Regions from separate parts of the Homo sapiens genome. Here region 2 is linked to region 1. A link is an interaction called in ENCODE POLR2A ChIA-PET data of the cell type or tissue named here. Cell type or tissue: PC-3. All regions are shown on one strand. Region 1 holds the start of SACS (sacsin molecular chaperone). Region 2 overlaps LOC105370115 (a long non-coding RNA gene).

Region 1 (5,000 bases):
CAATCCTCCTTCCTCAGCCTCCTGAGTTGCTAGGACTACAGGCATGTACCACCACACCTGGCTAAGCAACACTATTTCTGAATAATCAATATTTCACTGGATACTTTTATGTAGTGTGAGTAGGTAGGCAAAATCGTCTAACCTCTCTGAAAACTATACATATATATTATATATATAGTTTATATATATGTAGTTATTTATAACTTTTCCCTTTGGGGGTGTAATGGTTTACAGCTGTGAGTAGAAGAGCCTGCTGGGGGAGCAACATACTGGGTATTCACCGTTTAGTCTACGGTGTCTAGCTGATGCCAGGAACAAGCAAGGGCTCAATATTTGTGTGCTGAATTAAACTGATTACAACTGAACCATGTAAGAATGGTGGTAGCCTCAGAGAGGCAGCCTCACTCCACAGGCGCATGCCACCGAGGGCCTGTTGGTCCACACGGTGCTACAGTGAGAGCTCAATGAAAAGGCCCTGCAAGACACCATTTCTCCCCAATAGAAATGTGCTTTGTTTGTGATTATTCAGTCCTTTTGTTAGAACAGGTCTCCCACCTATCTCCCAGGAAATAATATGTACACAAATCTGTGAGTCTAGGATGTGAAGGAGACACCATTAGATGTGGCATCTTCTGGGTCAGACCAGTGCAGGGCCAGGTACAAGAAGCAGGGGCTCTCCTTCCCCAGTTGCTGCTGACATTTGGGGCTTGCTTTGGTCTTCTCCCAGGAGAGATCATTTGAGCCTTTTCAGGTCTGGAGTTGTTTGAACTGACTTAAGAGGAATTTTCCGCAGGAACGAAGCAATAAGAAGCTTCCGAGATCCAGTATTTCCAGATAAGCCAAAATTCTAGATTTATATGGATAAAGCAGGCAGTTCTACTAGGAGACTATCATGAGGAATATGATGTACCCAGGCCAGTGGCAGGATAGCTGTGCGCCGAAATGAAATAAATGCTGGTGGTATTTCACATACCCCATCAGAGGAAGCAAGAAAATAGAGTTACAATATTTTGTATTATTAAATTGAGACTAGCAATTTCAACTTAGAACAGGATCAATTGTATAGCATTTCACAGTTTACCACACATTTTGAGTGAATGCTTTTTTTTTTAACCATTGGAACCTCATAAACAACTCCAAATAACATACAAAAAGCAGATTGTGAGCTACAACATTACCAGGTCACAGGTCTTCATTTCCCATGAGGTACTCGAGACCCATGAGTGACTTGTCTAAGGTCACACAACTGGTGTTTAATAGAGCCAGTCTTCTGTTAGCCATACCTACTGCTAAAAATTAGCCTTTGCAAGTGAAGAGAACAAAAACGTGTGGTTGGTTGTCACCCCCACAATGAACGACAATGCTGCACTTGCAGCATTATTGACACCTAAGGTTGATGACAGTCCTGTCTCTTTAAGAAGAAAAAAAAAGGCTGCTGGGTAGGGGGAGCGACTGACTGCGGCAGGAGCCGCCTGGACCCAGTGCGGCTGCGGGACAGTCACGCTGGGAACTGCTGATGGCACTGGAGGAAAACAAAGGCCGAGAGACCCTGATGCCCACAGCCCCCAGTAAGTCCAAGGTTCCAGCTGGGTGGCCAGCGAGGGCAGCTGCAGGAGCGGCCTGGGGACGGGCAGGCTCCATGGTGTTGTTGGCCATCCGTCCCCTGAGCCTTGGGAAACCAGGGCTCGGCCACTGCAGCTGCTTGGGGGAGGTAAGGGGCCACTTTCCTTTAACATACCCGCCTTCGGAGAGGACAGAGACGAGAGGGCCTTCAGCGTGCTGTACAGCTGTGAGTAATGAGCTCTTCTGAAAATGTACAGTTTGGGTTGGCTGCTTGTGAATTTGTGGGTGAGGAGCGGCTGCAGGGTGACTAGAGAGATCTGCCGCGGTCAAGATGCTGGACTAGCCGCTTTGTCATTTTAATTTCCACCCGGGTTGCCAGGCACCGCCACAATGGAGCTGTTGCAGTAACACAGCGTGGGGTCCAGAGTCTTATTGAACAATAAGATGGGATTCTCAAAGTAGCTTACGGTTAATTTGCAGAATTGCTCTCACTTTAAACAGCATGCCTTCAAACAATGCCATATGTTATGGTTATCTTATATAATATTTGAAAATCCTGCTTTTAGTTAAAAAATATTTCACATATTTAATTTTATTCTAATAAGCGATCATTAGATTCTTTGAAAGAGTATTCCAGCTTTAGCAACAAAACCTCTCTCTCGCTGTCTTTTTTTCTTCCTTAAAACGAGGTCAATACCTCAGAGAAGAGGACTGGATTTGTTTCTATTAAAACATATCAATTGTTTTGGCTTTAATCTTAATTCTCTCTGCCCCTGAAGATGGATAAAGCCCATTCCGCTTAAGTAAAAGGCAGAAGCCAGGTTGAATCCACGTGCTTCCCAAGCGCAAGCTGCTCTGAAGTTATTTTGAAGGGGAACTCTTCATTTCTCCATCAGTGCAGATAAAAGTAATTGATTCACAGGTCATGGATGAAAATAATAATAATAATAATAAATAATTGACAATCCCATTTTATTTGTCACATGACAAGTAGATTTGCCATTCTGTTTTTCTTAAGCTGCCCATTGATAACCAGACTCATTCTACGTTAATGCAGGGTCATGATGTCCCAGTAGTTTTACTTATGACCATCCAGACTGCCTTCCCTAATCTTGCCCTGAAGCCTCACTTTGGGCTGTGACAACGATCCCCAGTTTCCTTTCCTCTATCCTCCTTAGCCGTCCCTTTCATCCTTTCTTCTCCTTCCTGGGCTGTTTGGGCAATTTTTTCTTTCTTTTCTCCTTGGATCTTAAAGACTCCTTCAGTCTCCCTTTCAAACAAAGCAAGCCAGATTTTCTACATACCCTATTTTCCTTTAATCTTACTTGGTTTATAAGAACTTTTCCACGATTAAGTGTTTTCTATTCTTCACATAATAGGAAGAAAAGTCCAATTATAGAACTTGAAGACCAAGGTTTGCTTACATCTGAAGCATCTCAAAACCATTGCTTTACGCAGGACTTGCCCCCAGAAGCCCCGGGTTCCAATCTCAGGTCTACCACATCCTTACTCTGCAGCCCCTGACAATCCACATAACTTCTGTGAGCCTCAGTTCCCTCCTGTGTCAGAGATGACACAATTATTCACTTAATGGTCACAGGGTTGAAACCAGGTGATTTGTATGAAGGCGCCTAGCAGGGTTCTTCACACAGTGTCACTATTTAGTAAGAGTTTTGTCGTTTTCTCACTCAGTCCACCATCTACCTAACCACCATGGTGAAGCATGCTAAAGTGGTTCATGCACCATTTCCCAAAAGGAATAAATTTTGAAATGAACTTTTGGCTGAGTGCATCTGAATGAGTCCTGATCAGTACAAAATACATATTCAGTTCTTGCTATGCACGAAACACTGTTCTAAGCCCTCTTGTCTATAAAAGGAACGCTGATGTTTCCATGTTGCCATAGGAGTATTCTTTGGAAGAAGGAAGGCCGATTCTCTTTGTACAACTCTTCCTAAATCCTTTAAGACAGCAGCAGTGATGATGATATTGACCACTCCCACCATGAGCCTACATGAGGACTACTAAATGTGATTGATGCAGAGGATGCCAAATTGGAAGTCAGGACAATTCCCATTGCTATTCTGATCTTGGACAGCCTGGGTGGCAATTTGCTCTTTGCAATGACAATCCTGTTACTATTTTAATTTCTACTTTATGTGTCTTTCTCCTGCCGTCTTTCCTTTCCTTAACTCACACTCAGGATATTGTGTAAGATTTTAACGTCTAGGAGAGGCCGTTTCACCCCTACCTAAGGGGGAACATAGCGAAGTTGGGAAAAGCACTGGATTGGGGACCAAAGGGTGTGGCTCCAGCCCTGCTTTGACTTCTCTTTGTGCTAATTAGAAAGCCTTTTAACGCCATCTCTAAGGCAAGAGACATAGAATAATCTTTCAATTTCCTTCAGGTTCTGACTAGATGATTCAGATAGCTCTCTTTGGGGTAGCCTCAGTTTACAACAATTATTTGATCAAATTAAATGCTTTTATCTCATTGATTCTTACAATAGCCTTATGAAACAGGCAGCCCCATTTTGCAGATTACAAAATGCAACCTTAAGAGAGAGTAGAACCCCAAGTATTTCTTATTAGTAAAAGGAGAGACTGACTAGATGGTAAGACTCGATTCCCTTGGGGAGCATCACTGAGTTCTCAGACTGAACTCTGAGCTCTGTTCCTACCATGGTATCCCCCTCAAGGCACTTCAAATTGACGACGATGTGAAACCCAAGGTGACACGTTGGTTCTGGGTTTTGTCAGGAGAGATCTGTGGTCCAATTATAATAACCTTACATCCAGACAAACATTTGTTTTAAATATTCTGCTCGAGATTACACCATGAGTTTGTCATCTGGGGCAGAAAATAAGGGCTCTACAGTCCACATAGCCTTTTAATGTGTTCTGAAATGACATTTAAAAATAAATCAAAGCCATCCTAATATAATTATTGGTGATCATTTAAATCCTTACCTCATTAAAGTACTAAGTGCTAGAAAGGAGTATTTGAATTCTATACGTATCTAGAATTTGTGCACATTTTCACATAGTACTACTTTAGCCTTTTTCCTTGTTTTTAATGCAATGATAAATTTCACCATTTAAAAACCCTGATAGGATTACAAGATTAAATACAAAAAATATTGCATAAGACATAAACATACTAAAAAATAATTCGTGGTTTATCTGAAACTCAAACTTAAGGTGTATATGTTTATATTTATAATTTTTATTTGCTAAATTTGGCAATATGATATAAACAGAGCTTTACTTGATCAATGATAGTTACTTAGAGCTTAAGGATATTAGTTTGTTAGGTCTTTAAGCTTCAAACATAAATTACAACCAATCTTTATGAGTTTTTTGTCAATTACACCAAATATTCCTTTAGTTTTATTTATTAATTTTTTTTTTTTGAGATGTTGTCTAACTCTGTCACCC
Region 2 (5,000 bases), 530 kb before region 1:
TCTCATTACAAATATATTTATCTATAACTGATCCTTAAAATTACAAATAAGCACCAAACAGATTTGTTGCTTTTCTGCCTTTTAAAGTGTGTAGAGCAGCAAGCTTTCCTGAGAGCACGAGGCAGCCTTTAATTGAAGGTGCTAGGTTCAAGGCACCATCTACTATCATTTGGGATCACAGGAACATGGGTATACAAATGGCACCAAGGTCCAGAAAACGTGCCTGGGTCCAAAAAAAGGGGAGGCTCTTTGCAAGTCAAAGATAAAAGAAAAAGTAGCATCATCTCCGACAGCTGACCCCGAGTATCCAGCTACAGCATCACAACAACTTGTGAGATTAGTTCCTAAAAGAGACGTAGACTTGTCCCAATACAGTCTGTTAAAGTTCTTACTAACTAGAGAAGCCACAAGTAACAGTAAACTGATATTTTATTAAAGTGACTGCTATATGGAAGTAAATATCTAAATGTTTTAACATGTTTTACCTGTCATGTAAATTAATTTTCACAAGCCCGATTCAATTAGCTCATCATAATTCCTAGGTTTATTTACCCCAGTTCAGCTCATCTTGACTTAGATTCTTGGACCATTCTTCCGAACTATTTATTTCATTATAAAGTTCCTTTTAAACAATTGTAAACTATTCATAATAATAAAGAATTATCTTGCACCAGGAGGTTGAGGCTGCAGTGAGCTACTATGATTGTGCCACTGCACTCCAGCCTGGGTGACAGAGAGTAACACTATCTCAAACCTTTTTTTAAAAAAAGTGATTAACTCACAACTGAGAAAATAAAAGGAAAATGTCATTATTGTGTTAGAATAGAGAGTAAGAATATAGACACCTATTCTTCCATATAGACCAGACAGCTCAATACCATTTCACTCAAAGAAGAAAAAAAGGGGGGGAAATGGTAGGTGTGGAGGCACAGAGGGCAGAGTATTAAAGCCTTTTACTGAAATGACTCCAAAGTTCAGTGTGGAAGTAAAGTTTCTACATTTAAAAACTTTACATAAATTATATGAATTACAATTTTCATAAAAGTCAAAATGAAAGGTTCTGCATAGGATGAAAGATATGCCTAAGCAACATTTCATATTTGTACAAGGCCATTGAATGCCACAGATACTAGTAACACATACAAAGCTTAAGTCTATGGGACACTGAACAAAGATTTCAGTCTGGTATTCTGTAAGTCCAAGATTGTAAACTACTCTTATTCTACAAAAGCTGTAATGATGTAATAGAATTTTTATTTTTTAAGAATTGAGACGAGGCTGGGTGCAGTGGCTCATGTCTGTAATCCCAGCACTTTAGGAGGCAGACGTGGGTGGATCATCTGAGGTTAGGAGTTCGAGACCAGCCTGACCAACATGGGGAAACCCCATCTCTACTAAAAATACAAAAATTAGCCAGGCGTGGTGGTGTGTGCCTGTAATTCCAGCTACAAGGAAGGCTGAAGCAGGAGAATTGCTTGAACCCAGGAGGTGGAGGCTGCAGTGAGCTGAGACCACGCCTCCGCAACAGAGCAAGACTCTGTCTCAAGAAAATAAAAAAAAAAGCAAAAACCTTTTATAACCCTTTTGAATTTAGTCAACGTTCACACACAGATTTTCTTTTGCAAGATTAATTTTTTAGAAATCTTCCATAACTTGTTTAAACCATTTTATCTAGTTCAAAGCAATCTAACTCCAGGAAAAAAGAATTTACATTTTGATGACATTTGCATTTTACCAATAATCTTTGTTTTTATTTCTCAAAGATTAAAGTCACATGAACCAAAAGGTACCATAGCTTTTTTTCCCCTTTAAAAATATTTGATGCTAGTGATTACCCTTCTTAGGGTCAACTAATTGGAGCTTTTCATAGACATCACACACACAACACATGTATAACTACACAGAAGATCCAGTAGCTATAGGATTTTTCATTTGCCAATCTCCCAATTGGATTACTGGCCCCTAGGTGGAGCCCTTTAAGAGCAAGACTAGGAAAGCATGCAGTTTCTAGGGACCTAATAAACAGGTATAGCTGGAAGACAAAAACAGATTTTTGAGAGGGATTTATCCTCCTCTAATTCCTGGGCCTCCATGAGGAAAACAGAGGTCTCTCCCACAGTGGAATCAATGGCAACTTTTCTGTTTTTTTCCAAGGAGTCCCAGGCCATGAGAAATTATCTTAGGGCCTCTCATACGTGCATTAAAAGTGGCAAGGCAAAATGGAGAAAAATAATTCAGTTGATTGAGGAAAAACCTTTCTCCAGCAAAACAAGATCCAGGAAGAGAAAAACATAAAGGCCTTTTAAACATACCTGTAACTTGGATATTCCCTTTTAATTAAGCTGAGCACTCTTTAAGAAAAGCCTTTTAAATTCCTTATTACCTGACTTTAGTCACGCCACGTGGCCAATATTTCTGACTTTCAAGCTTTACCAAAAGTAACCTCCTAGATGTTCAGAGCAAGGAAAATTCAAGGTGATTTGTGGAGGGGAAGAGAATCAACAAATGGCAAAGGTCAAGCAGATATCAAACCAGAAAGGACTCATTCCCTAAGTCAGGACTGCACCCAGGCCACCACTGTAAAATGGCAGAGGCTAAAACAGAACATTGCCACCTGGTTACAGGTCACACTCCCAAGGAGGTTGGTTAAACAAGGTGGAGGGCTGCAGCAAAGGTTTGCCATTGCCCAGTTTGCCAGGCTGGCTTCAATAGCAGGCCTATGGAGTCCTGGGCCTACATCACATCCTAAGATGCCCCTCTTCCCTGATAGAACCATACATACAAAAGTCTTTCAAAGCACACCAGATTGGCTATGGCTTGACCAACTTCACAAATCCTTTTTCATAATTAAAACTTTACTGAGAATATAAACAGTGATAGTTGTCACCCTGGCCTGGTTAAACATCTTTTCTCCACACCGTCAGCAGTTAACACAGCCCTGCATTTTAAGCTGTTTGGAAACTATCAAGAGGAGACTCAGCTACCAAGCCAGGAGATAAGGCTCTGTTGTGCAGAGCTTCTTGTGAAAATGTAACAACCACTAGCAAGTTTTCCTAACTACCGAGATAGGCAGGCCTATCCCTTAAAGGAGTAAAACATATTTTACTTCTAAAGAGCTCTTGGCCTGAGCAAATCTAAGGAACACCTACTACATGCCTCATGTTTCCCATGACTTCTAGAGTTTACAAGGACAGCTTCAAGACCAAACCACCTGATGACATTAGTGTTTATGCTTTTTAAAAAACCTGAATTTAAAGGAAAACAGACCAAAAAGAATGCAATGGGCTACCTAGGCCAAGTCTATTTTCTCATTAACAGGATGATTCATCTTCAGAGCTCTTACATTTCACCAAACCCTAGTCTAAGAAAACCCTGAGTGAAACTAGCCAACATTTAGTTAAGACAGTCTGATTATCCTTATTTGCATGACAGCAGCTCATATGAAGAGACAAATGTTCCTGAGATTATTACAAATAATCGCCCTTCAAATACATGCTATAAAAAATGGTATTAACATTTGCTGAGTGACTGTGCCCCATGCATCATTCTGGTACTTTCATACATAATCCTCAGTTTAACGGAATTTTATAAAAATGATTTAAAAGTCACTTTACCTCTCAAATCAACAAATTTGCATTCATTAAACAGATAAGTAAAACGTAATTCATATGTATGTATTCTATTTTTTTCTTAACATTGTTTTGAGCTTTCTCTCTCCAAAACTACCATAAGGGCATCAAAACTCAACATCAAGAGTTCTATCCTTCTGATTTTCCCACTGAAGGATGACAGAAAAAGCTCCATAGCTGTCATCTAAAATCTATTAGTAAGTACTTTGGCTGAACCTTGAAACTAAGATGTCACGTATCAATTACACAGGAATGAGCTGACATTTGCTTCCTGCCAGGAGCAATGCACAGATTCAGAGAATGGTTTCTCTGAATATATAGAAAATAAAACATTTACCTTTGCAGGGATCCGGGACTTCTGAAGCTAGTATTAAAAGCTGTATGTTAAAAATGAGGACTTAGATTTCAGGGAGTCTGTGGAAGTTCTAGGCTTCTTCAGTGTGGGGTCTCATTAGCCAGTCTGTGTGAATGTGCTGAAACAAAGAAAGGATGCTTTCCCTTACTTCTAGCAGAGTTTGACAGAAGTAATGAAGGAGGTGGTGATAAATCATTAATTCTCTCCTAATACCTTCAGAAAAAGACTGAAATGCTAATACTAAAAGGGCCCTTATTTGCCATGTCTCTCCAGCCCTTATTTTAAAAACAAGGAAGCTGAGGAAAGGCAGACTGTGACGTTAGTGAGAGCTTCCAGACCCTTTGTCATCCTTTCCCTTCCTGTATGCCATTTCAGATATGCTGTCCACCTGGAGAAGATTTGCTTGGTGGGACTGGGGCTTGGGTTCTCTGCAGCTGAGTCAAAGCAAATGTAAATACGACGCGTCTTACATATTTGACCCACACCAGCACACAACAGAGAATTACTGAGAGTAAGAGTGTTTCCCACTCTCAGAGAGCAGCTGATCCTTTCCACCATGGCCTCCAAGGAATTCTAGGTAATCCAGATGAACTGGCATTCATCCCAAGTGCAATTTCCATCACTCAGGACAATCTGCTAACAAAAATGCCCTGTGCTTCAGAATTAGCTTCGGCCTTTGCCAGCTAAGAACAGCCAGCCACAGACTGGCTTACTTTGAAAAATATAACTTAGCTATGATACAGACACTCTAATATAACAGTGGTCTACAGTCTTAACATAAAATAAAATTAAGTTGAAAGAACTTTCCTACTATGTGAGATCTGTGATCCATATTTAAATATGAGAGGTTTATAGCATACATACACATATATACACACACGTATATATCTTATTCTTAAATTAGAAAAAATATACTAAACTATAGGTACATTTCCACATATAGTATAATAAGAACATTTATTTAATAAGCTTTTCATTTGTTTTTGTATAGTAATTAGGTTGATTCATCCATCTTT

What was found. Peaks named below come from ENCODE experiments on the same cell type or tissue, not always from the same donor. Only the 100,000 strongest peaks of a DNase experiment are listed, where the experiment ranks them.
Region 2: POLR2A ChIA-PET joins it to region 1 with 5 read pairs; 1 of 35 experiments calls an interaction of 5 or more read pairs at or near these places.

What each region holds. Positions count from the first base shown.
Region 1 is chr13:23,430,183-23,435,182 of GRCh38, reverse strand. SACS (sacsin molecular chaperone) reads left to right here and starts at 1,481. Exons shown (of 10, transcript NM_014363.6): 1 at 1,481-1,568. RefSeq lists an enhancer at 1,662-2,229. In PC-3, no CTCF peak of the experiment used is centred here; no DNase peak of the experiment used is centred here; H3K4me3 peaks cover 1,223 bases.
Region 2 is chr13:23,957,705-23,962,704 of GRCh38, reverse strand. LOC105370115 (a long non-coding RNA gene) reads right to left here. Exons shown (of 5, transcript XR_941753.2): 3 at 3,967-4,102. Among named protein-coding and RNA genes, the nearest start is that of C1QTNF9B, 63 kb to the right of the region's middle. In PC-3, a CTCF peak has its summit at 1,946 (motif pointing right); a DNase peak (open chromatin) is centred at 1,964.